Regions from separate parts of the Homo sapiens genome. Here regions 1, 2 and 3 are each linked to region 4. The links are chromatin loops, found by intact Hi-C in ENCODE. Cell type or tissue: Calu3. All regions are shown on one strand.

Region 1 (8,000 bases), 250 kb after region 4:
AATGTTTTAGTATTCTATAAGTTTTCCAAGATTAATTAATTTGATCTAATTTCAGTTTAATAATTTAAAATTAATTAGATATTTTGGAAATTATATTTAAGCTGATGCACTGCGGAACCCAATAATTATTTATGTAAAAACATTTGTCAAATATAATTCAATTTAGTTGAACACATAATTTTACATTTTACTTAATTTTAAACATTGTGTAGAAGTAATGTTGGCTTATCTGATTGGTAAAATAGTTTAAGAATATTAAAGAGTTCAGATTAACTAAATTTTTAAAACCCCAATGTTAGACACAGGGAAGGAAACAATACACACTGGGTCCTGTTGGGGAAGGTGTGGGGGGAGGGACAGCATCAGGAAAAATAGCTAATGCATGCTGGGCTTAATGCCTAGGTGATGGTTTGATAGGTGCAGCAAAGCACCATGGCACATGTTTACCTATGTAACAAACCTGCAAATGTACCCCAGAACTTAAAAAAAAACCCTCAAAAGCCATACATAAAATCATTGATAAGGTTGACTCAAACAAACAAACAAAAAAACCCCAAATATTATATAGAATACAATGTAGGTATTATGCTCTGTGTTAATAAAGTCAGGAAAAAGACACATAGCTATTTTTTTTAATTATTAAAGCAGCTTCGGTCCAAATACCCACTTTAATTATTTGAACTTAGACTATTAATTAAAATGTAAAATATAAGTATATAAAACATGGAGACTTTAGTTATGTCATATATATATATATATATATATATATATATATGTATGTATGTATTTGTGAATCTCTATCAACCAATCAGAACAGAGTTCCTATACTGAGAAACTCTATGGCTTAATGTATTACTGTCCTCTAGCAATAAAAAATATTTCACATTCACATGATGAAATGGGTTCGCGTTTTAGTAGCTAGAGACATCAACTATCATTTATTTGTATTACAAATCTATGGTTTGGGCAGAATTTGGCAGGGAAGGCTCCATGCATTGTCATTTGGGGTGGCTTAGCTGGAGTATGGAGGATCCACTTCTAAGAGCTCTCACTCACGTGGCTGACAAGTCAGTGTTGGTTGCTGGCTGTTGGCTGTGACCTCAATGAAGGCTGAGAGATGGGGCCTTGGTTCTTCTCCATGCGGGTCTGTCTATATGAGCGGCTTGGGCTTCCCCACAGCATAGTGCTTGGTTCCAAGCATAAGAACAACTGTATTGTCTTTTATGACCTACCTTCAGAAATTCCTCAGTGCCACTTAAACCTGAGTGCAAAATCTGCTCCAATTTAAGAGTATGGAACATAGATCTTGCCTCTTAATGTGAAGAGTGTCAAAGTCATGTTGTAATAACATGTTGGATGGAAGATATGGTGGTAGTCATTTTTTGAAAAATAGAATCTGTCAAAAGAGGTAAAGACTTTTCTCAAATACAGTCACATAGACACACAGATAGCTTATAGCTTTCACTGCACAACCTCAGCCATGGATCAAAAGAAAAAAACAGAACACAGAAAAACACTTGTCCAGGTATCGGAAGTTCTTCTCCTTCCCAGAGGAACTAAAACATTTTCTCATATAATTGGAGTTCACAGATAATCAACCAAACAGAAAAGGCTAACAAACAAGATTCTCTGTCCTCTCCTTCCACCACCCAACTGAGAGCTCTAAAAGATTAGACCATAAAACCAGATTTCTCATCATTCCTGACACCAGTGCTTCTGAACTACTAAGAGTAATTTTTACCTTGCATGAGTAAAAGTTGCCTTAAGTACATTCTCCGAAAAATAGTGTATTTGAATTTCACAATTTAGCCCAATTTTCACAAATGATATTTTGTAACAAGAATCGAGTCTCAGCAAATATGATTTTCAAACTAAAATCTATAGTCAATACAAGACAAATATCTAGTTAATGAAAAGCTAACAAGAAATAATATCGATTCATTTAAAATTTTTCTTCCATCTTTATAGTCATTGATAAGCCTTTAGCAGTGGAGTGCAACGGTTGGAGTTTGGGTATGAATTCAAATACTAGCTCTACTCCATAGTAGTTATGTGTTTTTGGGCTCCTCTCTCGTCCTTGGGTTCATCATGGGCAAAATGGAAATAATAATTATACCTTATAGGCTCACATGACTATTAAATAGATCAACTTAGTAAAACACTAATCATGGTGCCCAGTGCAAAGTAAACCCAATAAATGCCTGACACTATTGTTACTATAACTATTACAATATTATAGTAATATAATATGTAATATATAATGACATATCATATGTATTATATAATATACACTAACAAATGTATATATACTAGCAATATTTATATTATATAGATATGTGGTACAGATTTATGTTATAGAGATATATAGTACTATGTATTAATAGTTATGTGTATAATACAGATTATACTATTAATATAACAAATATAGTATACTATTATATATACTATATATTATAGTATATTATATACACTATATATTATAGTATATTATTATATACACTATATATTATAGTATATTATATACACTATATATTATAGTATATTATATACACTATATATTATAGTATATTATTATATACACTATATTATAGTATATTATTGTATACACTATATATTATAGTATATTATTATATACACTATATATTATAGTATATTATTATATACACTATATATTATAGTATATTATTATATACACTATATGTTATAGTATATTATTATATATACTATATATGATAGTATTTATAGAATTACATATAGTGTAAATGTAGTTTTATATGCTATATACATAACACCATATATGTACTATATATAAAAATATATATTGGCCTGTGTGGTGGCTCACGCCTGTAATCCCAACACTTTGGAAGGCCGAGGCGGGTGGATCACAAGGTCAGGAGTTTGAGACCAGCCTGACCAATATGGTGAAACCCCGTCTCTACTAAAAATACAAAAATTAGCTGGGCATGGTGGTACACGCCTGTAGTCCCAGCTACTCAGGAGGCTGAGGCAGGAGAATCACTTGAACCCGGGAGGCGGAGGTTGCAGTGAGCCGAGATCATGCCACTGCACTGCAGCCTGGGTGACAGAGTGAGACTCCGTCTCTCTATCTCTCTATCTATCTATCTAATGCTATATATACTACACATATTACTGTAACTACAGTAATGTAACCATTACTATAAGGTAATGTGACACAAAAAAGGCTACCTGCCAATTTGACTCTATTTTAACTTCAATGGTCTGAGAATTAAAGTGATAATAATGAATCTCCACATACTTTCAATGTTTCAACTATAAATTTTAGAGAACACACATTCCCATCCAATAACATTCTTTTAATCCAAGCGTACATGTGGTACATTTAAGTTGTGCTTTTATGTGAATTTGAATTGCTTTTGGTTTCAAACTGCTTCAGAAAAACACAAGTCATTTTTGCTGCTAGGAGTTGAGGAATCCTTTATATCTGAAAACACGCATTGGGATAAAGCCCCTTATTTAATGTGTCTGTCATTCATTTGTTCCAGAAGTCAATTTGGGGTGTTAACATTTGCAACGCCATAAGTGCAAGAGTGAGCCCTTACCCCTACAGGCAGCTAAACATACAAGTATACGTCTAGCCCTTTCTTTTTGTAGTTTCCTCCTGCCCTTATGCCCAGAAAGGTGGACACTTGCATCCTCAAGTAAATGCAGCATTTTTCAAACTCTTCTCTTTGAAAACTATAGACTCCCATATGATAACTGCCTACCTAGGATCCATGGCCATTCAGGTGGATCCAAATGAAAGCTCCCTCATCTAAGGAAAATAGTTAATGTCTTCATATATTGCAACTCCATCAATAGCTTATCCAAAAATATCACCTTTATAATACAGAGCTCTGCTCTGGCTCTCTATACAAAGAACGCCCAGAATAAATATGATGATAACAGGAAAACAAAGACCAAACATTTTGAAGGCATAATGTCTTCTATTTTTCACATATGACCAACTAAACTAAGAGCACCTCAAACATCCTCATTTTCTGCTTAAGAAGAGTAACAAGAAGTACCCTCATTTTCTACACAAGAAGGACGACTAGTGGTCAAAAGACGTACTTTTCTCTTGATTTTCATGCCTTGAATCCATAGAATCATATTTTTGCAATTAAAATTGTAGATAACTTACTTTACATTTATTACTGTGGAGAACAAGGCCATGAAAAGAAGAAGTAAATTAATTACTCAAGGTTGCCTATTTAGTGATAGATGTAAGTCTCTTTCTAACATATAGCCCCTCTTAGGTCTAATTGTCTTTGGTTGTGAATATGCGGTGGGAAATAATTAGCTCAGATTCCTTTGGTGTTGTCCAGAAGAATTTGGTTCTTTGCGCAAACACAAACTGCAAACACTATGCTCGAAAACTGGGAATCTTATGATTCAGTCTTCCTAGAGAATTTAAGTAGGGGTTTGTCTTAGTTTCTGACTGTTTTGGTTTTTGGGGGTTTTTGTTTTTGTTTTTTTGAGATGAAGTTTTGCTTTTTTGCCCAGGCTGGAGTGCAGTGGTGCAATCTCAGCTCACTGCAACCTCTGCCTCCCGGGTTCAAGGGATTCTCCTGCCTCGGCTTCAGCCTCCCGAGTAGCTGGGATTACAGGCATCCGCCACCATGCCCAGCTAATTTTTTGTATTTTTAGTAGAGACGGGGTTTTACCATGTTGGTCAGGCTGGTCTCAAACTCCTGACCTCAGATGATCTGCCCACCTCGGCCTCCCAAAATTCTGGGGTTACAGGTGTGAGCCACCATGCCCGGCCAGTTTCTGACTGGTTTTGAAGCCTCCTGAAAAGAAGTAGGTGTTACAAATTTATTTTGGTTGATAAGTGTGCATTGAAACTTCTCCTACTGAGTTATTGCTGAGCAAGTAGATGGAAACTTGGAATGCTGTACCAAGAGTAAGCTCACCATCCTTCTATCCACATACCTAAACATCTCAAAAACCCAGTTGCCAAAGCCCTGCATTCCTTAGCCCATGACTAAATGTTAACACTCTTGCCTGATTATATGTGTCTAGAAATAAATATGCACCAACAAGTGCATAATTTTAACTAAATTTAATTGTGCTTTAGAAACTTGAAATAGCTAGTAGATAATGAGTGTGTCTGGAAGTGATTGTTTTAAATTCAGCGCTTAAGCAAAGATTTCTGAGAATCATCTAAGCATTTGCTTTTCATCACTCCATCAGTGTTTCTTAATTTTAACACAAAATGGGCTTGTGGGCAGAAGACTCCTACACAAGAGGGAAAAAAAACTCTTCCTAAACATGGCTAGTGTAACAACAACACCAGGACATTAAAGGAAGGAGAACTAAGAAATATTCTCTTGAAAGTGAACTGACTGAGCTGAATTTGTAGCCAAGCAATGTGCAGGAATGAAGTAATTCTGGTATTTCTGACCTCCTACTCAAAGATGTTCCAAATTTCACATTTTCTGGTGTACACAATGTCTCAATACTGCTCACAGTAACCATATCCTCTGATAAGACCAACACATGAAGAAGTTTTGGGGGATGAATTATTTATGATGAACTTCGAAGATTGCAGAATTTCACAAGTTTTAAGCAGACAAGAGGCAAAGAACCTCCTCAGGAAAAACAATCATATGTGAGTAAAATTCAATGGTTCAGACTACCTCTTCTATGAAAGTATTTTCTTGTACTCTCAATGGAAAGTGGTCTTTTTCTTATTTGAATAATCAATCTCAATCTCTACAAATTATCTTGAGTACATAAAGGGTGAATTCTGTGTCCCACATGAAGTTGTACAGGTGGTAAGTGGTAGTAGTATGTACTTACTGTCTTATTCAACACTGGTGAAGCACTTATGGTGTGCCATGAGCCATGCATGGTGCTGAAGTCACTAAGAAAGTAAAAGTCTAATAACAGAGCCAGATTTCTTAAATTCCAATACAATGGTGTGTGTATGTCGATAATGTATTATCCAAACATTTATTGATAAGAAAATAAGATGTCCCAGTTTGCCCACCTTACACCTGTTGTGCCAACAGAATGATTAATAGCATCCTGGTTTAGACAGCAAATTATATACTTACCCTATTTATTAAACAACTCATGCATGTCAAGCACCAGAAATAAAAGAAAATTTCTGCATTTAAGGAGTTAAATATCTAGTAGAGGAAATAGACAAATAAACAATTTTAATGCATGTGATAAATGTTATATATTATAGATATATGTAGAAGGCCGTCAAAGTTTATTTGTAGCATATCTGTTCCAGACCAGGCGTCAGAAATACTTTTCAGTGTCCAAAAGGCATGTGGCAGGTTGTCTTAAATGAAAAAAAGGAGTTAGTTAAGTGAAGAAAGAACGTTCCAAACAGAAGGAGATGTAGTTGCCAAGGCAAAGGAACAAGAGAGATTGTAGCAATTTTCAAGAACTGAAAGCATTTGATCTGTCTGGAGCATTGCCTGCAAGCAGGGAGGTATAGAAGATGGAGCTGGAGGGATAATAGCTGGATCATGAGGGACTTCATTTGCCAATTTAAGGTCTGAACTGAATTCTGAGGCTTGAGGAGTTATTGATGCATAAAACACTGGGTCGCTTTAACTATAACATGGAACATAAAGTAGAGAGGGCATGACTACACAGAAATGTAAGCAGATGTTTTTGGGTGGGATTTACATAAAATCTCTTTAAGTGACCTTAATTTGGCATGAATTTTTTTTCTCTCCTCCATTTTATTGCTTTCTCCTTGGAATATGAATGTGATGGCTGGATTCCAGCAAACATCTTGTGACTTTGAGGAAGGAAGTGACATGGAGTGAGTGAGCAAGGAAAAAAAATGAGTCTGGATTTTTATGACTTTGTGCATTCATCTTACTAGTTATAGATCACCTACCTTTGCACTACCCCATCCCTTTTACTCTCTCCTTCCACAGAGTGAACCATGATCCTCTAACTGGTGTGCATCATCCCATAAATTTTTACTTTATTGCATATGAATCGAAAATAAATGTATCATTTTGTGTTATATTAATTAGGATGCATATTAAGCTTCTATAAAAAAGAAACCCCAAAATATAATGGTTCAAAAATTCCATGGCTCATAGAGTCCAGTGATAGGCTAGCAATTCAGGGCAGATGTCTTTACCCACAAGATTAGCCAAGATCTAGATTCCCTCTCTTGTTGCTGCATCATGACCTCGGGTGTCTTCATAGTTGAAGCTGGCATTCTTGCATTCTAGCCATTGGAAAGGGAAAAGAGAGGGAGGGTGGATGTGCAGCCCCCTTTCACATTTATGGATATAAAATTGAAGTTGTACACATAATTCTATTCACACCATATGGGGCAGAATTTTACTCATGGCTGTACCTAGCTTCAAGGGAGGCTGGATAATATCTGCCAGTATAACCATATACATTGCTGAATCTTGGGCAATGGGCTCTTCTCTCGTTGGAAGAGAGAAGGGTAGACTGGATTCTAAGCCAAAATTAGTAACTCGTAGGTTTTTAACATTTATATAAATTGACTGCATTGTGTGTATCTTTCAGTAATTAAGTTTTTTACATTTGATATTGCATTTTTTACATTTGTTCCTGTTACATTAAATAAATTTTAATCGCTTTAATAATTGTATTGCACTCATTCTAGGGATAAATCATACATTATCTGTTCATCTACTGGTGGATGAGATATAAAATTCTAGTAAACCCATCTTCTCTTGTAGTGTTGAACCAATACAAAATCAGTCTAAGCATGTGGGAAATTGCATTTAAAAATGGTGGCTTTCGAGTACACCATGAGGCAAGCTATTCCAGAGGTCATAGAATGGAGAGGTTTACTGGTCAAGTTAAGATGCTCAAATCACATGGCTTACTAAATTAATATAAAACATAGTAAGAAGAAAAGGGAAAGATATGGCATAAGTTAATACAGTTAGGATAGGATGCAAGCAAGATAAAGGGACCACGCTAGCTGAATCCTGTGTCTCTGTGGCACCAGTCTTCCCTCC
Region 2 (8,000 bases), 190 kb after region 4:
GTTTTCAACTTGGATTCATGACAGAATCATTAACACTTACACTGATATGATAGTAATTCTAAAGAAGAAACCAGTTACCAAACAGGAAAAATAATGTTCAAGTTCAATAATAATCGAAGAAAAAATTCATATAGTTTTTGCTTACAATAGTAGCATTAAAATTGTACTGCTGTGAAGAAAGTGTGATAGAATAGGTATTCTCTTTTTTTATTCATGGGAATAAGAATTGATTGAAAATATCCTTTGGAAAGTAATTTGGCTGTATTTATGAAGAAATATAAACCATTTAATACCTCATAAGCTCTCTTCTTGGAATACATTTCATGGTAATAATATGAGAACTAACTTTATGTACAATAATATTTATAATAAATAATAAATACTACAGCATTGTTCAAAATAATGTTAAAAATTTTAAAAACTAAATTTCCAACAATGCGGCATAATTAAGTGATTTGAAATATGAGTAACAACATATAAAAAATTATTTTTGGTAAGAAGGAAATCCTTATTTTATTTTTAATGAGCTATAAAATAATATGTTTCAATAATCTCATACTTAATAAAATATTCATAGAATGAATCAAAAACATATAAAAATGTCAATGGCATTTTTCTTTTGTGGGTAGAATAGAGAATTTTTGAAGTATTTATTTATATTGTACAGAAAATTAAGTAAAAATTATATACTATTTAATCTTTTTCAATACAAAACAAGCTATAAAACACCACAGCAGCATAGGTTCCAACCGAAGCTTTAAAGATTAAAGAAATAATAATTTTCCTTTTGTCTAAGAAATTTGATTGCTCATTGACACTGTGGTCGTTTCCGTGGGAAAAAGATGGGTTAAATTATGAAGCTAGAAGGGAAAGTCAGGGGTATTACTGGGACATAAGGAGGCCTGAAGGCCATGGAAAAATAGTTAAAGATTTCTGAGCTGCAGTGTAAGGCATGCAATCATCTCCCCAATGACCTTAGATGACATTCAGAACAAAATTTTCCAACCAAGTTATTAACATATACTATTCTTTGCCTCTTTTCTTACACGTTACACCTTCTCCTATCTTTACTGGTGTTCATATTAAACCATCTAAATTTTCTATATAGTTCATTTTTGTAATTTCCCTTTACCCCAAATGATTGGTACTTATCACATAGTAAACTCTTGATAGTTTACTGAATCGAGTTTACCTAATTCAATTCAATTATTAAGTAAATTTGATTCAATACTTGTCTAGTACTTATCTATGACTTCAATAAGGTTTCAGAGGAGGAGATGATGAAAGCAGGTTTTTAGGAAGGCAGATGTGGTGATGTTGCATAACATAATTCAAGTTCAGAAAAGCTGGATTTAAGTCATGGCTATAGTCACTTAGGTATGAAGGGCAGCATGGAGACTGACCAGTCAAAAGTGAGGCTCTCTGAGGGCTGAAGCATGAGTTCTGGGGGGCAGGGGTCTGCAGGAGGGCCAAATATAACCCCTTAAGCTGCTGGATCATGTGAGGTTGTTGCGGAGGTCTCAGGAGAAACAACAGGGTAGTGGGTACTTAAGGGCTCAGGGCAGGGGCTGATGAAGGTGCTTGAACATTTCAAAGTCAGTGCAGCCATGTGAATGTATACCATCTGATATCTGCAATGAACAGAAAGAATGGTTGTAAAGAGCACTTGAAGAAAATGAATTAGGAGACGGTAGCAATGGGTTAGAGAATGATAATGTAAAAAACAAAAGTATTGAAGCTTCTTGCATGTGTTGGAGCAAATATTGTTCCTCTTAACAAGAAGATAAAAAGAGCCAGTTTTAATGGTTAAAAAAAAAATACAAATGGTTTCAGATAAGCTTAAGTTTGAGATGATAGTAGGATATCTAAGTGGAACTAGTTAAAGGAAAATTGGAGATATATTACTTAAGGGAGGGACTAGTCGACATACTAAATAGAGAGTAACTTCCAGCCAAAGGTAGTAAGCCACAGAGAGAAATCCACTAGAATCTGAAAAAAAAAGAAGAGGAGAGATCTTCATAGAAAGTGTCACATAATGCTTCAATGAGGACCATTGGATGAGTTGTATTCTTTCTATTTTTCTGAAGTTTCCATATTTTCTACAAATGAATGATAGTTATGACCGAAATTATAGTTTCCACCCTATCATTCCTTTTATATATGGGGAAAATATTTACTTTTGAAATTTGATTTTATTTTCACTAAATAAATTATCCAGAGCAGTATACCTCAAGGTGTAAGCTAAACCACAGGGCTAGCAAATTAAAATTATTTTGTTGTTTCAATCTTTATGAATTAGGATCTCAGTGGTCACTGCCCAGGAATCTGCATTCTCTACAACCTTGCTAGGGGATTCATACGCACACTAGTTTGTGAACCAATGACCCAGAGCACAGCAGCAGGGCCCTAAGAACATGTCCTTATCTCTTTTTGCATTGATACTAATCAGTGTGCATTGCTTTCATCTGCAGCTTAGGGCGTTTCTCTGCTTCACTGAGCACAGAGATTTCCTGAGCTCCTAAATTCTTTGAAATATTTCTACTGTGGTCTTGCTTGAAAGAGATTACTCAGTAAACCATTTTGGTTAATGTGTTCCAGGTAGACTTAGATAAATCAACGGGACCATTAAAATCTTTCACCTTCTTTAAGGACAGAGTTTTGAGTTTTCTTCTTGACATCTTTTTTTCTTAAGCCTTCACTTGGTACAAACTGACTTCTTTATTTTTTTATTTTCTCTATCAATAATGGTCATAGGAGGTGCAAAAGCAAGCCTAGTGTACAGAACCATGTATCATTGCAAACAGTAAGATGACCTTGCCGTAGGATGATGTCTGCCTGCTTTTAAAGAAAAAATGAACAATCAGTGTTCAATGACTTTATAGACACACACACATTGCACATAGCCTTTGTTTCCACGGGAGCAAAATTAACAAGATAAGAACTTTTTTTAAGAGTTATGGTAGATCATTAAAACGTATGTAATTCCTGCTTGGAAAAAAAGATTTAAATTCAGATTTTTTAAGCAGGTCATTAAAATGTGTAAAATCATCCTCACTGAGAGAAGAAGGCTTTAGGGACATGGTTATCACACTGATTTTTTTAAACTAGGTTTCCCTTTTTTCTCCACTCAAATGGAGATATTCTTTTGAAGATTAAAACACTTTTTTGAAATAGTATAGTTTAAAACTAAAGGGCAGTATTAAAATCACATATCAAGCTATGCTAACAAATAATGTGAACGGTTATTTTCTCACATGGATGCCCTCTAGCAAGATCAGAGACAAGGTTATATATTTCCAAATGAAACCAGTTAGCTTCAGTATCCAGCAGTGTGGTACTAATGAGGCTGAGGTCAGGGTTCAGTTTCAAAACAAGTTGGTTAGTGTGATAAGAGCGATGGCCTCACCAACCTGGCTGTGCAAAGCATGAGAGTCACCTGGAGATTTCTATTTTGTTTTGTTTTTTTTTATTTTTTGTTTGTGTTCTGAATTTTGGGGCCTTAGTCCAGACATACCAAATCAAAATTTCTGAGAGTGAGGGAAGAAAACTATATTTTTAGAGAAATCCCCAGGTAATTCTCATGCCAGTCAGGATTTTGGAATCAATAATCTCAGAGCCAGCCCAAGCAAGAGGCAACGCAGCATGACTGCTTGCTGGCCTTTACAATTCAAAACTGCAAATTCTAAAACTGCATCAATTGAGAACTCTCAAATTCTCCAGGGAGTTTGTCCTTTGCCTCCATGGATTCGGTTCCTTTGCAGAGGCCATGAATTCAGGGAAATTTTAAGCTTTAATGATAAGGCTTTCTTAAAAATAGCCCTTCTACATGCCTCCTTTCATGAGCACTTCACCGAGATTTTAAATGCTGACAGAACTCACCTTTCCTCACAAACACAGACACATAGGAGAAACCCTAGCTTGCCCTTGGAAATGAACATTGATTGCAAATTCAAGCTTCTGAAACATTCCACTCTGAGTGTAGTGATCATTCCCTCTGAACATATCCAGATAGGATTCTGGAGGATGAGAGAGAAAGGGTATCTTCTCTGAAGAACTCAGATGGTTTTTTATGGCTAGATTATTTCAAAATACAAAAATCCAATCTCTAGTCAAGGCCAGAAGAAACCAGGATGGTCCTGTGGGCAATCATGTGAGGCCAAACTGAATGATAAATCTATGTCTCTGTTGAGGATTCGAGTTAGAATAGAGGGGAAGGGCTCTTATGCAGTGTGTACAGGATATGAAAACAGCAGGTGGGCAAAATGAAAAATTGGTCAATGGAGTAGAAAACAAAATACCAGCAAATGACATGATTTTTTATAGTCTAACTAGCTGTGCAGGCATAGAATATATACAATCTGTATGTATTTGCTATATTTTCAAGTCAAATAGATAAAAGAAAATAGTTCTCAGAGTTATTCACAAATGCACTGAAATGGAAAAACCCAACTTATCTTAAAAAGCACAAAATAATATTTTTTTCAGTTTTAAGGCAACGTTTTTAAATGTGGGTTTAGAAAAGCTCAAATTTGAAAGTTTTAAAAGTTTTTCCCCACCTTTGAAGTTTGACATTAATCTCCTTTCTGTCACCAGCAGAACCTTCAGACTCAACTCAATTTCCTCAGCAAACGCTTTATTAAATGCAAATGTCGTATCCATTTCCATTGTCATGTAGCGTGCTAAGCCCAAAGCCAATGAGGTCTGCCTTTGCAAATTTTGACAACAGTAATTGACATTTATCCACCATCCCATCTGCTACATATTTGGATTAAAAAAAAAAAGATAGGCTTTCTTTCAATATGCTCAAAAGACAGAACGGGCCTGGGAGAAAAAGCTGACACAAATATATCACACATTTTGAAAGTTGCCAGGTACCTTTGCTTCTCGTGGGTCAATACTTTTAAAACAACATCCTTCTCTAGAGAATCTTAACATTAAAGGAGTTCCCACTCTGTTATTAGAGCAAAATAATGGTATAAAACAGTCTCTTTCTTGAATTTAGTAGGGTGCTTGACCTGTCAGGCTGCAAAGAGAGAAGCTTGGTTACTGCCATTTTGTGATGGTCAGCCAAATGGTTTTACAAAGAAGAGGAAACTGTGGGTAGATGAAAGTTCTGCCTATAAAGTAGGTGTTACTACAGTGCATTGTGGTTATATTAAGTATGCCCAAAGGATAAGGAATTCAGGTGTGAAGTTGTGTGGCAGAAGTTGAAAATTAATTAAGCTCTGTGTTTAGGGTTTTTTTCCTTTAGTGTGCCGTAGTAACATGCCCTTGGCTCCAGGGAACTTTATGACTAAGTTGGAACAAAGCACTCATGACTCATGTTAAATGTAGCAGAGGAGAGATCATTAAATGTTTCTTGGCAATTAATTACCTGGGATATGCCTCTTTTTTCATAGCTTTGGTTTCAGGTGTGTGAGAGAGTTGAAAACGTTTAATTGCACCTAATTTGTTGCTGTAGTTTTATCATATGCCTAAGCATTGTGATAATGCCTGTAACCCGTGTGAAGAATTCGTAAGGGGCTTCATTTGTGACACCCCCAGAGGAGGGAATTTTTTTTTATGTTTGTGCAATAATCATACCTGACCTTTGATCCACTTTCTAATATAAAGAAAATTATGAAAACCTGCCAAATATGTACTAGATCCAGAACATCCTGGAAAGAAAATCCTTCCTACTTCTCCGGCAGTCTTTCCTTAATTAGATGTAGCCATTTTCCTCACTCCTACCCACCTATTGGTCCAGAACCTGAAAGAAATTTCTTCCCAGCTAGAAGCTGAAAGACAGATTGAGGGTAATCATTCCTTTGCATCTGGCCGATTTCAGTGTATTCTGCTGGTCACTATGTTATTTTCAATCACCTGAGATCTGATTACTTCTCCCCATCTTGCTAGCTTCCTGTTTTCTAGAACTCTAGTTTGATCACTAAATCTAAGCATTTTTACTTTCTGGCTTGAAGATAGTCTTCTTGTTTTCATGTGCTCTCTATTTTTTTCCATAGCACTTAGAACTAAAATCACATTATTTACTTGTTTAGTGTCAATTATTTTTTGCCTGTTTTCTCTCACTAGAGACTCCACAAGAGAAGGAAGGGAATTTGTCAGTCTTATTGACTGTTAAATCTCCAACATCTATTTCTGGGTCTACCACTGAGTATTTATGCACTCAGTTGGAAAGGGGTGGATGAATGAATGGATAGATGGATAGATGAGAACCTGACATCTTCTAATCTTCTAGGCGCTATTCTGGATTTGTTCATTTGCCTCCATTGGAGTTCATATCAACTCCAGTAGAGTATTTCTTATGTAACCCAAAATACATATTTTAGGCACTTGCCAAAGGCTTTCAGTACATAGTGGAGGCAAAAAGAAGTTAAAATAATTTAGAATCTGCTAAGAAAGCTCAAGGTGAATGTAACATGAGAATGAAGTCTGAGTGGTATTTAACCAGATGGGTGATTGTCAATGAAACATTGCCAACAGATAAGCAGGATTGAGGATCATAAATTTTGGCAGAGCTGTTCCTGGTGACATTGCCCAAGAGACAATGGGTATAATGGATAGAAAATGAGAATCATTGTTTTCCAGATCAAACGGAATCGATGTCTTCCACTCAGCCATACATCCAAATGCATGAATGAAGGACCAAGCATAAATAAGAGCAAAGTAGCTCTTTAAGCTACTTTGAGCTACTTTAAGCTACTTTAATCTACTTTAAGCTCTTTAAGCTACTTTCATAGTAAGCACTTTAAGCCAAAGCCTTAACTGGATATAAGCAAATATAGAGAGATGACAAAGGGGCCTTGCAGTTAGAATAAGATTTCACTTACTCTTCATAAGAAAATTTTCAAGGAGATAATGTCCAAATTTATAGGAAACTAAAGTTCTGACAGGCTTACTAACGTACTCCAGGTCACACAAGGATAAATGTGTGATTCATACCCCAATACATGCTGTTTTTACTCGCCCAGGAAGAGTAAATGGTGTCGTTTCCCCTTCAATTCTGGTTGGTTCATAGAAAAAAGCCTCAAGACCACTGTTGAATCTCACTCTGACTACAGCAGGATCCATGGGAATGGGTGGAGGGCAGGGTGTGTCTGCTAGGAGATGGCAACAAGGAGTGGCAGTACCCACTCCATTTACCATCTCTGAACACGTTATCTCATTGAAAGAGCTCCCAGACAATGTTTCTAAGGTGTTTGGGAATTTGGGGACGAAAGAAGCTATATGAAGAATTACTAATAAGTTTAGTATAGATAGTAAATCTGATGAGGTATTTCTATCTAAATAGACAAGTTTACGTTTTACGAGACTTTATGAGGAAACGCTGTGTGGGAAATAAAATGAAGTATTTTGCCAAATTTTCTTAATTTTTGTTAATTGTAAAGGAGAATGTACTCAGAACAAGTAAGAAAGCACAAATATTTTTAAATCGTTTAAATAATCTCCTTCTCCACCTTCTTCACCATTTTCACTTAAATAAAATGGTGCATTTGATTCCATATCTTTCTCTATATTCTTCCATGTGTTCTATGTTCCCTATGGGATCCATTATGTTCTATGTTCCATATGGAATCCAATTCCATATGGAATCACATGCATACATATATATATATATATATATATATATATATATATATATATATATATACACACATTTGTTTTCTAATTACATGATTATAATTCTCTACCTATCTGTCATTTACCTATCTCCCTCAGCATCTTGTATTTCTCACATAACATTATATAACATCCAACAGTATAAATATATCATAATTTATTCTACCATTTCTCTAACAATGGGCATTCGAGTTGTTTCCAGTGCTTTGCCACTTCATATAGAGCTGTAACAAACATACTAGTATACATGTGGCATAGCTTTATGCACCAGGGCATTCATTATTATAGGCTAGATTATCAGAAGTAGGACTGCTGTGTCAAAATTGTGTTTATTTTTACTTTAATACACATTACCATATTACTCTCTAAAAGGGTATAGC
Region 3 (8,000 bases), 110 kb after region 4:
ACTAACGATTAAGAATCTCACTCAAAACCGCTCAACTACATGGAAACTGAACACCCTGCTCCTGAGTGACTACTGGGTACATAACGAAATGAAGGCAGAAATAAAGATGTTCTTTGAAACCAACAAGAACAAAGACACAACATACCAGAATCTCTGGGACACATTCAAAGCAGTGTGTAGAGGGAAATTTATAGCACTAAATGCCCACAAGAGAAAGCAGGAAAGATCCAAAATTGGCACCCTAACATCACAATTAAAAGAACTAGAAAAGCAAGAGCAAACACATTCAAAAGCTAGCAGAAGGCAAGAAATAACTAAAATCAGAGCAGAACTGAAGGAAATAGAGACACAAAAAAACCCTTCAAAAAATTAATGAATCCAGGAGCTGGTTTTTTGAAAGGATCAACAAAATAGACCACTAGCAAGACTAATTAAGAAAAAAAGAGAGAAGAATCAAATAGACGCAATAAAAAATGATAAAGGGGATATCACCACCGATCGCACAGATATACAAACTACCATCAGAGAATACTACAAACACCTCTATGCAAATAAACTAGAAAATCTAGAAGAAATGGATAAATTCCTCAACACATACACTCTCCCAAGACTAAACCAGGAAGAAGTTGAATCTCTGAATAGACCGATAACAGGGTCTGAAATTGTGGCAATAATCAATAGCTTACCAACCAAAAAGAGTCCAGGACCAGATGGATTCACAGCCGAATTCTACCAGAGGTACAAGGAGGAACTGGTACCATTCCTTCTGAAACTATTCCAATCAATAAAAAAAGAGGGAATCCTCCCTAACTTTTATGAGGGCCAGCATCATTCTGATACCAAAGCCAGGCAGAGACACAACCAAAAAAGAGAATTTTAGACCAATATCCTTGATGAACATTGATGCAAAAATCCTCAATAAAATACTGGCAAAACAAATCCAGCAGCACATCAAAAAGCTTATCCATTATGATCAGGTGGGCTTCATCCCTGGGATGCAAGGTTGGTTCAATATACACAAATCAATAAATGTAATCCAGCATATCAACAGAACCAAAGACAAAAACCACATGATTATCTCAATAGATGCAGAAAATGCCTTTGACAAAATTCAACAACACTGCATGCTAAAAACTCTCAATAAATTAGGTATTGATGGGACATATCTCAAAATAATAAGAGCTATCTATGACAAACCCACAGCCAATATCATACTGAATGGGCAAAAACTGAAGTATTCCCTTTGAAAACTGGCACAAGACAGGGATGCCCTCTCTCACCACTCCTATTCAACATAGTGTTGAAAGTTGTGGCCAGGGCAATTAGGCAGGAGAAGGAAATAAAGGGTATTCAACTAGGAAAAGAGGAAGTCAAATTGTCCCTGTTTGCAGAGGACATGATTGTATATTTAGAAAACCCCATTGTCTCAGCCCAAAATCTCCTTAAGCTGATAAGCAACTTCAGCAAAGTCTCAGGATACAAAATCAATGTACAAAAATCACAAGCATTCTTATACACCAACAACAGACAGACAGCCAAATCATGAGTGAACTCCCATTCACAATTGCTTCAAAGAGAATAAAATACCTAGGAATCCAACTTACAAGGGATGTGAAGGACCTCTTCAAGGAGAGCTACAAACCACTGCTCAAGGAAATAAAAGAGGATAAAAGCAAATGGAAATATTCCATGCTTATGGATAGGAAGAATCAATATCATGAAAATGGCCATACTGCCCAAGGTAATTTACAGATTCAATGCCATCCCCATCAAGCTACCAATGACTTTCTTCACAGAATTGGAAAAAACTACTTTAAAGTTCATATGGAACCAAAACAGAGCCCGCATTGCCAAGTCAATCCTAAGCCAAAAGAACAAAGCTGGAGGCATCACACTACCTGACTTCAAACTATACTACAAGGCTACAGTAACCAAAACAGCATGGTACTGGTACCAAAACAGAGATATAGATCAATGGAACAAAACAGAGCCCTCAGAAATAATGCTGCATATCTACAACCATCTGATCTTTGACAAACCGGACAAAAACAAGCAATGGGGAAAGGATTCCCTATTTAATAAATGGTGCTGGGAAAACTGGCTAGCCATATGTAGAAAGCTGAAACTGGATCCCTTCCTTACACCTTATACAAAAATTAATTCAAGATGGATTAGAGACTTAAACGTTAGACCTAAAACCATAAAAACCCTAGAAGAAAACCTAGGCATTACCATTCAGGACCTAGGCATGGGCAAGGACTTCATGTCTAAAACACCAAAAGCAATGGCAACCACAGCCAAAATTGACAAATGGGATCTAATTAAACTGAAGAGCTTCTGCACAGCAAAAGACACTACTATCAGAGTGAACAGGCAACCTATAAAATGGGAGAAAATTTTCGCAACCTACTCATCTGACAAAGGGCTAATATCCAGAATCTATAATGAACTCAAACAAATTTACAAGAAAAAAACAAACAACCCCATCAAAAAGTGGGCGAAGGACATGAACAGACACTTCTCAAAAGAAGACATTTATGCAGCCAAAAAACACATGAAAAAATGCTCATCATCACTGGCCATCAGAGAAATGCAAATCAAAACCACAATGAGATACCATCTCACACCAGTTAGAATGGCAATCATTAAAAAGTCAGGAAACAACAGGTGCTGGAGAGGATGTAGAGAAATAGGAACACTTTTACACTGTTGGTGGGACTGTAAACTAGTTCAACCATTGTGGAAGTCAGTGTGGCGATTCCTCAGGGATCTAGAACTGGAAATACCATTTGACCCAGCCATCCCATTACTGGGTATATACCCAAAGGACTATAAATCATGCTGCTATAAAGACACATGCACACGTATGTTTGTTGCGGCATTATTCACAATAGCAAAGACTTGGAACCAACCCAAATGTCCAACAATGATAGACTGGATTAAGAAAATGTGGCACATATACACTGTGGAATACTATGCAGCCATAAAAAATGATGAGTTCATGTCCTTTGTAGGGACATGGATGAAATTGGAAATCATCATTCTCAGTAAACTATCGCAAGAACAAAAAACCAAACACCGCATATTCTCACTCATAGGTGGGAATTGAACAATGAGATCACATGGACACAGGAAGGGGAACATCACACTCTGGGGACTGTTGTGGGGTGTGGGGAGGGGGGAGGGATAGCATAGGGAGATATACCTAATGCTAGATGACAAGTTAGTGGGTGCAGTGCACCAGCATGGCGCATGTATACATATGTAACTAACCTGCACAATGTGCACATGTACCCTAAAACTTAAAGTATAATAATAAAAGAAAAAAAAACTTAAAAAATATATATATATATACACTGAATTCTGAAGACAGTTTGGACAAAAAAGCATGTAGTACATCCCATTAATTCTTTTCAAATATTGATTATATGTTGATGTAATGCTTTAGAGACACAGGTTTAAATAAAATATATAATTAAAATACAAAAAAAAACACATATGTACATGCACACAAACACACACGGCCCACTTTTGTTAGATTTATTTTAGATACCTTTTTGTTTTATTTGATATTATAAATTGTTTATTTTTTTAACATGGTTATAGTTTTTACTAGAATATTGAAATGTAATTGGCTTATTTTTAAATCACCTTTATTGAAATGTAATTTATATATGAGAAAATACTCCTATTTTAAGTGTTAAGCTCTGTAAGTTTTGACAAATACACAGACCAATGTAACTACAACAAGATCCTGAGACCTTTAGAAGTTAATCATCCTACCAGCTCCTGGTAACCTCTGATCTGCTTTCTTCATTTTAAATACAATTGATCTTTTCTATCGTTTCATATAAAAGGAGTTGAATCTGTAGACCAATTGGAAAAGAATTGACACCTTAACATTAAATCTTCCAAATCACACAAATGGCATATCTCTCCCTTTATTTAGCTTCTTAAATTTCTTTCAGCAAATTTTATAATTTTTAATGTGCAGGATTTGCACATCTTCTACTAAATATATTGTGAAGTGTTTCACACTTTTGATGCTATATAATTAATATAAATCAAATTTAAACATTGAATTATTACCAGTATAGAGAAATGCAATGAATTTTATATTTTAACCACATATCCTATGGTTTGCTAAATTCACCTAATGCTTCTTCCTCCAGAACTCTCCACACAGGTACGTAAGACTGCTTGATATTGTCCCGCATGTCCCACAAAGCTCTGTCCATTAGTTTTCAGTATTTTTTTTTCTTCCTGTGCTTCAGTTTGGATTCATTTTATTGTTATGTCTGCACAGTCTGATTTGTTCTTTATCCCATCCTGTGAATTTTTTATTTCATTTACCATGTCTTTCATCTTTAGACATTTCATTTGGTTCTTTTCTGTACTTTTCATTTCTCTCCTCATTATTTCCTGGTTTCTTTTTAAATCCCTGAGCATATTTATTATAGCTTTTTAAACTTCCTTGTCTGCTAGTCTACCCTCTCTCACATTTCTTGATCTGTTTCTATCAATTGAGGCCTCTTCTGGCTATGTTATATAATGTTCTGCTTTGCATATGTAGCAATTTTTTATTGTGTGCTAGACAACATGAGGTTACACTGAGGTTACATACATCTGCAATTTGATGTCTTGCTTCAAAGAATGTTGTGCTTTATTCTAGTAGGCAACTAACTTACTTGAAGATTAGTTTGATCCATTTAATTCCTGTTTTAAGCACTTTTATGGCATGTCTAGAGTTGTCTTCATTCCAAGCATACCTTGTTCTCTTCACCCAGATATGACCTTTTCCGGGTTTTCTACTGAATGCTTCATTGATGACTGAAGAATCTTTACACTGGTTAGTCAGAGCTCAAATGTTTCCCTACCTTGTGAAAGATCTGAAAGTTGTTCATCTTACAGTTCTTTGCCTGGCTTCATTGAGTTTTACCCTATGCATGTACAACCTTGTACTCAGCAACTACTCAAGGGGTCTCAATGGCAATTTGTTTGTTTTGTTTTTTTTGGTGGGGGGGTGAGGACCGAGTCTCCCTCTGTCGCCCAGGCTGGAGTGCAGTGGCGCAGTCTCGGCTCACTGCAAGCTCCGCCTCCCGGGTTCACGCCATTCTCTTGCCTCAGCCTCCCGGGCAGCTGGGACTACAGGTGCCCGCCACCACGCCCGGCTAATTTTTTTGTATTTTTAGCAGAGACAGGGTTTCACCGCATTAGCCAGGATGGTCTCGATCTCCTGACCTTGTGATTCACCCGCCTCGGCCTCCCAAAGTGCTGGCATTACAGGCGTGAGCCGCCGCGCCCGGCCGGCAATTTCTTAATAGCTTCTCCTTGTACAAAATACTGCCTCACAGTTAACAGCTATCTCAGCTTTTTCTGACAATATTTTTAGCCTTAACATATTGACTATAAGTTTGTCTGTTTCCACTGTACGTACTCTTTTTAACAACATCTTAATATTTCTTAACATGAATGTTCCAGTATTTATTTAGTTTATTTACCAAAGATGGACTTTTAGGTCCTGTGGCAAATACTATGCATTGATTTACTGCAGTCCATTTCAAGTAACTTAGAACATGCTTACTAAATGACAGAGGCTGAAAAGTTGCAGACTACTTTTCTCAGACTTCTCTACAGTTCAGGTTCCAAACAGGCTTAGCTTTAGATGAGCAGATATAATCGTATATTGGGCATGCAATCTGGTACTTCTGCTGTTTCTGCTAATGAGCTTGGTTGCAGCAGTATTTGTCTTTTATGAAACAGAAATTACTGAGCCTGATACCTTGCTTCAGATACCTCTCATTTCATGCCTAGCTTCAGAATAGTCTCATTTCTACAGACTCAGCATAAAGGTTGTTTCTAAAGCCCTTCCAATGAGGTAGCTAATTTCCTGAACTAAATTCTTTTCTGCTTAAACTAGCTAAGAGTAGTTTCTGTCATCTATAATCAAACACAGTGCAAAGGAATTTTGAAACAGAAATTGAGAGCTGCATGCAACAGAAGCCATATATTTTCATTGGCTTAGCAATCAAGTGGAAGATGAAGAGGACTCACATGTTGCATTCTGAAACAATGATGAACTTTGTTATTTGATGATAAAAAACTAATACAGTTGTTCCCTGTGGTGCCCTGGATGAAAGAGTAAGTGTCAACAATGACCGTAGCATTAGGGGAAATAGTAGAGACAATACGTAAGATTGAGGTGTGTTGATTGCCTTTTTCACTTTTAAACAAAATTCTACAATAATGTTCATGTAGATAGTCTAACACCAGCCAGTGAGAAGCTCTCTGCCTAGTTCTACAATCTTGGTTGACTGAGATTACAGTAGTGTGATTCCTTGAAGAGTTGAGAAGGCCAGTTGTTTTAACCCTAACACTGAAGCAGTTATTAGTAGGACTGTATATCAGTCATTACAGCAAGAGATAGCAGTAACAGAAGCCACAGCAGGAACCCAAAAGCTTACCATCAGAGAGGACTTTATCATCGCTAAGGCCCCAGTGACACTTCATGATTCTTATTTTCCTCTTTTCCAAATGAGAGCTTTTATTCTGTTTATCCTGTTCCAGCTGCACCGTGATAGGTTGGATATGTTTGGGGGCAGATTGTTTGCTTTTAATTTTAGCAACTGCCAGACCACAAGAGTACACATAATCTAGAGACACTGCAGTGATCTCTGTGTGGGACTTTGGAACTGTCTATTTTGCAAAAGGCATGACTGGGTTCTGTGTGTCAGAAGAAGGGTATGGCAGAATATTGGGGTAGGCAAATAGCTAGATTGTGGGAGGGACTATGAGTTGTCCCACAAAATCGATTTTTCCCACTTGCTCAGAAATAGACCTTCAAATGTTATTTGGGCACAGGGTCTTCAAGAATAACAACTAAATTCTATAATTTTCTTTGAATCTAGGTGTGGCCTTGTGTCTGTGGATAAGTGTTGACCAACGGAATGTAAGTAAAGTGAAGAACAATCAAATAAATGTTCTCAAAGGGAGAGGGCTTCTTTTCCCTTGTCTGCTAACTCAAATATGGATCAGCTGACTGAAGCTGGAGCAGTTGCACTGGACCACTTATTGAGGGTAGCAGAGCAAAAAGGAAGACAGATCTCTGAGAATCATGGAGTTTTCACACCAGGAACCTACATGAAGGAGAAATAAACTATCATGTTTATAAGCCACTGTTATTTTGGGTTTTTCTATAAATTATAGCTGAAACTACCCCTATCTTTATAGAGTTATTTTCCAAAATTTCAAATATTACCCAAAAAATGCTTCAACAAAAAATGACATCTTTAAAGAAATGTATTTGTGTACATGTTATAAGCATTATTTTTTGGATAGATTCCTAGGAGTGAAAGTCTTGAGTAAATGATGTGTTATTTTTATTTTGAAAGATACTTTCTACTTGCCTTGTAAAAATGCTTTATCAAGTTTCACAAAAAGAGTATGAGAGGAATTGTTTTCCTGTATCCTCTATACAGATTTTTACTGATTTTTAAATTTATTATATTTGAATAGATAATCTTATGTACATATCTGTATTACGAGTAAGTCTAGGAATCCTTTTTTCACACATCTGTTTTGGCCAACTGTTTTCTTCTGTCTTTTGACAAACTTTCTATAAATTCTTTAGTTTTTCTGGCTGATATGTTTACATATTCTGGATATTAATTATTTTTAGTTGTATGTTTGGCAAGTTTTTTTTCCAGACTGCTGGTTATTGTGTAACTTACTTATGATGGCTTTAATTAAAGAAGTATTTATATTTCAGCATAAGTGCCAACATCTTCCTTCTGGATTTTGCTTCTTAGCTAGAAACCTCTAGAGGTCATAACATTATTTTTCTATATTTCTTCCAACATACTCTTTCAATTAAAAATTATTTCACTTTTTAATGCATCTGGAATATATTTATGCAAGATAGGAATTAGAGGTCTAATATTTAATTATTTTAAATGAATAACCAGTTTTCCCAGTGCCATATGTTTAATAATACTTCTACA
Region 4 (8,000 bases):
TTCTTTCTTTTGGTAACAATTACTATTTAAAAACCTCATTAGATATGGTTACTTATGCACATGGCTATGCTAGTTTGTAATCACCTCAAGAACATGATCAATATTTGTTTTTTCTTTTTTTTCCTTTTTCTTTTTTTTTTTGAGACGGAGTCTGGCTCTGTCACCCAGGCTGGAGTGCAGTGGCACGATCGCGGCTCACTGTAAGTTCTGCCTCCTGGGTTCACGCCATTCTCCTGCCTCGCCTCCCGAGCAGCTGGGACTACAGGTGCCCACCACCATGCCTGGCTAATTTTTTTTTTTTTTTTTTTTTTTTTTTTTTGTAATTTTTAGTAGAGACAGGGTTTCACTGTATCAGCCAGGATGGTCTCAATCTCCTGACCTCGTGATCTGCCCGCCTCGGCCTCCCAAATTGCTGGGATTACAGACGTGAGCCACCGCGCCCTGCCCCCTGTTTTTTCTTTAAATTAAGCCTCCTTCTCTCCCTCTTCTCTCTCATCCCTAGCTATGCCATGCATGTGGTGGTACTAAATAAATAAATATTTATTCAATGAAAAAAATGCTTTTAGGTGATACAAACAAACATGGAAATATTTTGAGAATAATTGGAGCAGAGAATTGAAGTTTGGGGGAAAAAAGAGGGTGAGCTCTAACTGGGTAAAAAGTGTAAGTGGACATTTTTGCAGTGTGACATCTAGCAAGATAAAGATAATTAATTAGGCAAAGTGGATAAACCAGCACTCTCACTTATCAAAGAAGGGTGCAACGGGTCTTGTATAAGAGGAGTCGTCATCAGGTCAAAATGTTCCAATATGTTCTGGGGTGTTCTTGTTTGAAGTCATCAGTCTTGGAGATAAAACTGGCAAATCCTACATTTAAAGAAAAAGGCAGGGTTATTGCAAGCTATGTTGTGTTTCTCTTGAGGCTGCCTCCCCAAATGGACTAGCACCTGAAGAAGCTCAATTATTCTGTGCACGATGGTAATCCCTTATTCTTGGAGGATAGTTGCCAAGACCCCCAGTGAATGCCTGAAACCGTGGTTGGTATCAAACTCTATATACAGATTTTTCCTACTGATAAATACCCATGATAAAGTTTGGTGTATAAATTAAGCACAGTAAGATATTAACAACAATAACTAATAACAAAATAGAACAAACATAACAATATACTGTACTAAAAGTTATGTGAATGGGGTCTCTCTTTCTCTCCCTCTTTCTCTCCCTCTCTCTTTCTCTCTCTCTCTCTCAAAATATGGTACTGTACTCACCTATTTTCTGACTGCAGTTGACCACAGGTAACTGAAATCTTGGAAGGCAAAACCACAAATAAGGGCAACTACTGTATTCAAGCGCCACCAATAGTAATCAGAAGGGTGGAATTAACAAAATCATAGGTTTTAAAATCATGATGTCAGCATATAGGTTACTTTATCTAATTTGATTGTTCATCTAATCATATCAATTACCATAATCCAATCAGATGACTGTATCTAATAGATTGGGAGATCCTATTTTAGTTTTGCATTTATAGATTGGATGAAATGATGGAGTAAATCTTTGTTTGGATTACTAAACTGATAGGTGAATAGGACAGGTGAATAGGACAGCCACTTTGAGAGCTACAGTATGACCTACACCCTCTCCAGGCCCCCAGATCTCTCTGCTATCATAGGATGAGCACTTTTCACTGTATTGAAGTCTAATGGAGGAATTTTCCTTTCTACAATATATACTTTTCTAATGTTTGATTTTTAAAATAATACATATGCATTCCACTTTTTGTACATTTCTGGAAATAATCATATCTTACATGTTTTAAATGTTACAGTAAATATTGAGCAATTAATGTGCGTGTGTCATTTTAAGAAGAAAAAATAGAATTTTTTTTTTTTTTTTTTTTTTTTTGAGACAGAGTCTCACTCTGTCACCCAGGCTGGAGTGCAGTGGCGTGCTATCTCGGCTCACTGCAAGCTCCGCCTCCCGGGTTCACACCATTCTGCCTCAGCTTCCCGAGTAGCTGGGACTACAGGCGCCCGCCGCCACGCCCGGCTAATTTTTTAAATATTTTTAGTAGAGACGGGGTTTCACCGTGTTAGCCAGGAGATACCAATCGATCTGCTGATCTCGTAATCTGCCCACCTCGGCCTCCCAAAGTGCTGGGATTACAGGCGTGAGCCACTGCACCTGGCAAAAATAGAAAATGTTTTAAAGAAAGGAGCTCATTATCAGAAAATAATTATGTAGAAAAACCTAGATTCTCAATTTTTTAAATCATCTATTACTCCTTCCTCCTTTTGTAGACACCACATTTAGAAAAAGCCTGGACACTACCAGATAATAAAGTGTTTTTTCATTTTTTAATTAATTTTACATACATGAATCAGAAATTCTGGTAAGCATGAAATATCTAGAGTTACCATTAAATTGCCACAATCCCTGCCAATTGCAAGAAACAGTCTTATTTATAACACATATTATTTTTCAATAAGTGTTTGTTAAATCAAATGTCAGGATAGAAAAATAGTAAGATTGCTAAAAATGTGTTGATAGAAACAGTGTTAGTGTAATTTCTCTTAAAGAACCATTCTATCCAAGCAGCCATTTTAATTTAAACAGTACTCTTATTTTAATTTTATTTCAGAGTCCACAGCAACCAGTTGTATTTTTCTATGAACTAAAGACACAATGTGTATCCCACTTATTTTTTCATACTTAGCTATATAGTGCTTTGTAAATAATTCATGCTTCTTTATGAATGTATGTATGGTTGATTCATTTGTTTTTCTACTTATTTTATCCATCCAAAAATCCTTCAGTGGTGGGCATGGCATTAGCACAGAAGGGTCAGTAGAATAAGACTCAGCATATCCTATAGAAAAATAAGACACAGACTTGTCCTAGAGGGACTCAAAGTTTAGTAGGGTTCATGGTCCCTGAAATACAGTAGATCACGGTCTCACACTGTCATCCAGGCAGTAATGCAGTGGCAATCTCCACCTCCCAGCCTCAAGCGATCCTCCCACCTCAGTCTCCTAAGTAGCAGGGACTACAGGCGTGTACCACGACAGCCAGCTGATTTTTGTATTTTTTATAGAGATGAGGTTTCGCCATACTGCCCAGGTTGGTCTTGAACTTCTGGGCTCAAGAGATCCTCCCACCTCAGCCTCCCAATGTGTTGGGATTACAGGCATGAACCACCGTGCTCTGCCAAGCATTGCAGATATTAACTTACATAAGGCTAACAACTTTAATATGATAAACTTTTATTTATTTGCTTTTCCTTCTCAAGACTTGTTCCCGTAGCTTTTCCTTCTCAAGACTTGTTCCCGTAGCTTTTCCTTCTCAAGACTTGTTCCCGTAAGTAGTTAAGATAAAAATGAGATTAAACAGAAACATTAAGTATCCTCTACTTGGACCTATCACAGAGTGCTCATTTATTAAAAAAAATAGTTAGATTCTGGTAAATATTAAACATATTAGCCTAATCAGCTACCTCTTACTCTAGTAAATAATTAACACTTCTCTTCACGCTTACAGAAGGAAATGCCATAGCTCCTCTTGCTTGTAGAAAATCAATCTTCCATTGAGGAAGTGCCTTTTTAAAGTAAAACACTGCTTGTATTTGAATGAAGTGGGGACATCTTAAAGGAAACCTATTGCAGATTGGTTAAGGACTTGTGCTTTTCAGTCAAGACTTAATAACTATATATGTAGGCCCAAATAACAAATTGAGGGCACAAAAGGGATACCAAGTTCCCAAACTCTTAAAGCCATTTAGGATGTCAAGTTCTGAGAACAAATGTAATTTCAGGTCATTGTTAAAAACCCAAGAGTGGCATTCTTTCATTTAGCACTTCCCTTACCTGTTTTAACTCCTCAACTTTGTGAACCTCCTTCATTTATTGGCTCTTTTATCCCAGCCTAAACTGTTGTGTTCAGGGGTATATGTATATATGTATGTGTGTATACATATATAAACATAAATAATTGTATATTTAAATATATTCAAATTTTAAATGACTTCTTGTCTCTTTCTATAACCAGATCTCTCTAATTTTCCTCCAGAATACCTAATCTAGACTTGGAAATTAATTAATCGCAGTTAAAATAATTTGTGCAAGACATAATGCTTAGAGTACAACATGGATTCTTCTTACATAACCATCACAACTACTCTGTGTGGGTTGAGACAGTATATTCTCATTTACAGATGGAAAAAATGGACTAGCCCAAGGTTTTAGAGGAAATCTATGATAGTGCTGATGATCTGAAATCTATTGCCATTGCTCACTTTAGCTGACAGTACTTGAAAGACAAACCTTTGTTTGCTTTATAAAATGTATTCAATCTGAGAAAACTGATTGCAAAAAGGGTAAAAAGTAAAAATGGAAATAAATTTAAAGTGTGTCTAATTATTGGCACTTTGGTACTGTTTCTTTATATATCAAGCTATTACATGCTACACCTTCTGGCTAGAATGCTCTTCACTCCCAGTACTTTACTAGGCTAAATTTCTTACTAATTTTTCAAGTCTCAACTCAGGATTGCTTCCCTGAAGAAGATATGTGTGGCAGCCAAACTGCGTCAATTTCTTCCATAACACCTTGCACATAGCTGTTTCTTAAGTACTTTTAACTGAGGAAGAATTGGATATTGATTTCTTGTACGGTCAGCTCCTAACATAGACCTGTCATAGAATAAATATTTGTTGAATGAATGCATGATTGAGTTCCCTACATATCAAGTTGTTTTGAAATAGATTAGAATTATATGTCAGGTATGCAAAGTGTTGCAGCAACAGATGAAGGAGCGAGAACATACTATACAGCAAAAAGGACAGAGCTGATGCATGAGGCAAAATAGTTTGAAGAGATCAAATATGTTCATAGAAAAAAAAAAGCATATATTTAGAAAGCAAAAAAAGCCCAAGAAAGACAATTGAACATGTAATTGCTGACAGTATGCAGAGTAAAATGGAGACAAAGATGAAGTTAAACTGAAGATATTTCCTGGAGAAAGTTCTGAATCCCCAAATTCCCCCTTCTTATACAACCAGGTGTTTTGGAACGAACGTTGATTGTAGAGTTAAATTGTGTTCTTAACCCGTTCTGCAGCCAGAAGCAGATGGGATATTGTATCTTTTTTAGTAGTATGGAAATGACTATAAATATGCTAAACATTAGTTCACCAACTGCTTATTTTCTTACTTCATTAGAGAAGAAAATTACCCCATTTGTAGAATGTTTCATTTCCTTTTCCACAGAGCTGATCACTAAAGCGTAGGTCTTACTGACATGGAAATTATTTCGGAACAATAAGAAGAAAGCTACATAGCACATTATCTAAATTATTGAATTCTTACAAAATCAAGGTAGAGGTCAGAAGTAGGATGGAATCTTTTTCCAGCTGTTTAGGAAGACGTATTATTAAGGTTTTTATACAATGGTATTATGAGAAGATGTTAGGCCATAAAAAGTGACCTGGGCTCGATCTTCTTTATCTTCTCTATCTTGGACTCTATCATGAGGACACTGCACAAAGTGATCTTGAAGGTCACCCTCACTTGTAAAATCTATGCACTATCCTGCTTTTTGATATATCTTCCTCCAATTACTTGTCCTTTAGTTATTTTGTTGATCATCAATGATCAACATCTATGATGGCCTAACACTTCCTAATCATTTAATTTGAATTCTTGTTAGCAGTTCCTGGGTGGGAATAGTTAAAAGAATAGGCTTTGGAAAGGTTGAATAGTACATTCACTGGAATTTGCCAGTTTACCAACTATATGAACTCAGTTAAGTTTCTCAACTTCTACTAGCCCAGATTTCCTCATTTGTACGTTGGGGTTAATGATAGAACCATGCTCATAGGGTTGTGGTAAGTATTAAATGACATAATGCATGTAAAGTAGTACACATTTATTGACTAACAATAAGTATTATTTTTGTTAGTTTTGTGGGAAAATATGTTCATAGTTTCAGATATTTGGATTTTTGTGTGTGAATTTCATTTATTTACATGTTCTTTCCTATTATCCCTGAATAAAACAAGAGGTTATTTAAAAAATAAAATTTGGTGGGTCGATGATTATAAGAAACACACATGGAGTCTAAATGCTTTATAAACCCTACAGTGTTATTTTTTTATGCCAAGACCTCAATTAACTTCAGCTGAATACCTGTGAAGTATAAGTCTGTACTAATTATGGATAAAACAATTGGGTATGACACAAACGTGTCATTGACTAAATCATGTTTTCTTCCAGTTGATTCAAATCCCTGGCAGCACATAGCCATAATAACAGGCAGGCATGTTGTTACATTGCTTATAAGGTGATTCCAAGATCTCGGCCATCTGCTTTGAATGGCAAACTGTAGACACTCTCATAAATTAATGTGTGAACTTTGTTGCTTGGCTAAATTATGTTTATCCTGAACTGTATCTGTAGCTTCTTTGTGCCTTGCAATTTTTTTTCTGTGGAGATGGTTTGTATTAGTGATGTAATGCTGCAAAAGAAATTCTTCTAGGAGCAAATTATTTGTTGTTTGGTAAAGGCAGTCTATGATCCTGAGACAATTTCATAGACAACATGAGTTTTATGAATTATTTTATTCACAGTTATGATTTCCTAAATAAGGTATAAAATATGAAATCCTGTACAAAGTAGAAAACCAAAGTCACTTGTTCTCTATTTAGTATTAATCTGAGTTTGTTAAGGATTGGAATTAGTATTATGAAAATTCTTTCTATGTATTGGGTACTATATATATATGTTATTTATTATTTACAACTACAACCTTGGCCAGTTAAGTTGCTTACATTTTGAATTTATCGATGTTTATATTGACACTCAAAGAAATTAGGATAACCTATCCAAGATCACACAAGTACATAAGCAAGCATGCATTTGAACCCAGGTTAATTTTATTCTAGAATATGTGTTTCCAATATACTACAATGGCATGTTGTGGTATATTCGTGTTTCCATTATACCACAATGGCAAGTATTATGCACTCATGGAGGTCTATCATGGTCCCTGAAATCCAGACTTCCTGTAAGTGTAAATTTTACAGTATGTAAATTATGCATTTACATCCTCTAAAATGCATATGTAAAGTATAATAAAAATATACAAAAAAAGCATATGTATTAAATAACTCTGTAATATAGGGTTAAACACATAAAATAATCCTACAATAAATTTTCGAAGAAAGAATGTAAGGAAAATCTGTGAAAAGAGATGTTTGATTCAAAAGTAGATAGCAGATTCAAAGTGGATCAAATGATGCTGATTAAGTGAAGAGACTTCTTATTCATTCATTGGATAACTGTCATTCCTTCATTTTCTGCCTTACTCTGTGACAATAATTGAGCTGGGTGCCAGGGGTACCAGAGTAATCAAAAGCTAGAATAGTGCTCATACTGTAATTTCTTAGGATCTTATTGTGGAGATATATTAATAAATAAAATTATGAAATTACATATACTTACTGTGATCTGTGTTTTAATGGAAAAATATGAGGGACTATGAAAATTATAAAATGGAGATGTGGACACATATTTGCTACAAGAGAACCAATTTAAAATCATTATGAAAACACAAAAGAATTTTACCTATCATGTACATTTGAATATTCAAGTTTGTAATGAGGATGTAATAATGATATGGATAAATTCATATAATTGAACTGTTATTTAATCGTTATCGTTAAATACAAATATTTTCCTAATTTCATGTGTGATTTATTAGAATGTTGAGATTATAGATTTTTTTCTCTTTTTTGTTTTCTATTTTTAAAATATATATGTAGTTACATGATATTTTTTAAGTAGATGTAAAATGATCTCACATATTAATACATTTCCTAAGAATTCTGACTGAATTTTGGGAAACACTGTGGGGTGGATGTATGGGTATGTTGGGGGGGTGTAATTAATTTTTTTCTTCCTTGTTTTGGGCTAAATGAACTTTGTACTCCTGATATGCCTGATCTTCA

The links. Peaks named below come from ENCODE experiments on the same cell type or tissue, not always from the same donor. Only the 100,000 strongest peaks of a DNase experiment are listed, where the experiment ranks them.
Region 1: a loop joins it to region 4, with 6 times the contacts of the local background. A loop is called at or near these places in 2 of 110 quality-filtered maps.
Region 2: a loop joins it to region 4, with 2.1 times the contacts of the local background. A loop is called at or near these places in 2 of 110 quality-filtered maps.
Region 3: a loop joins it to region 4, with 2.8 times the contacts of the local background. A loop is called at or near these places in 2 of 110 quality-filtered maps.

The regions. Positions count from the first base shown.
Region 1 is chr12:88,989,776-88,997,775 of GRCh38, forward strand. No RefSeq gene overlaps it. Among named protein-coding and RNA genes, the nearest start is that of LINC02458, 26 kb to the right of the region's middle. In Calu3, a CTCF peak has its summit at 4,002; no DNase peak of the experiment used is centred here.
Region 2 is chr12:88,929,307-88,937,306 of GRCh38, forward strand. No RefSeq gene overlaps it. Among named protein-coding and RNA genes, the nearest start is that of LINC02458, 86 kb to the right of the region's middle. In Calu3, no CTCF peak of the experiment used is centred here; no DNase peak of the experiment used is centred here.
Region 3 is chr12:88,849,682-88,857,681 of GRCh38, forward strand. No RefSeq gene overlaps it. Among named protein-coding and RNA genes, the nearest start is that of LINC02458, 170 kb to the right of the region's middle. In Calu3, no CTCF peak of the experiment used is centred here; a DNase peak (open chromatin) is centred at 4,800.
Region 4 is chr12:88,734,821-88,742,820 of GRCh38, forward strand. No RefSeq gene overlaps it. Among named protein-coding and RNA genes, the nearest start is that of KITLG, 160 kb to the left of the region's middle. In Calu3, no CTCF peak of the experiment used is centred here; a DNase peak (open chromatin) is centred at 3,131.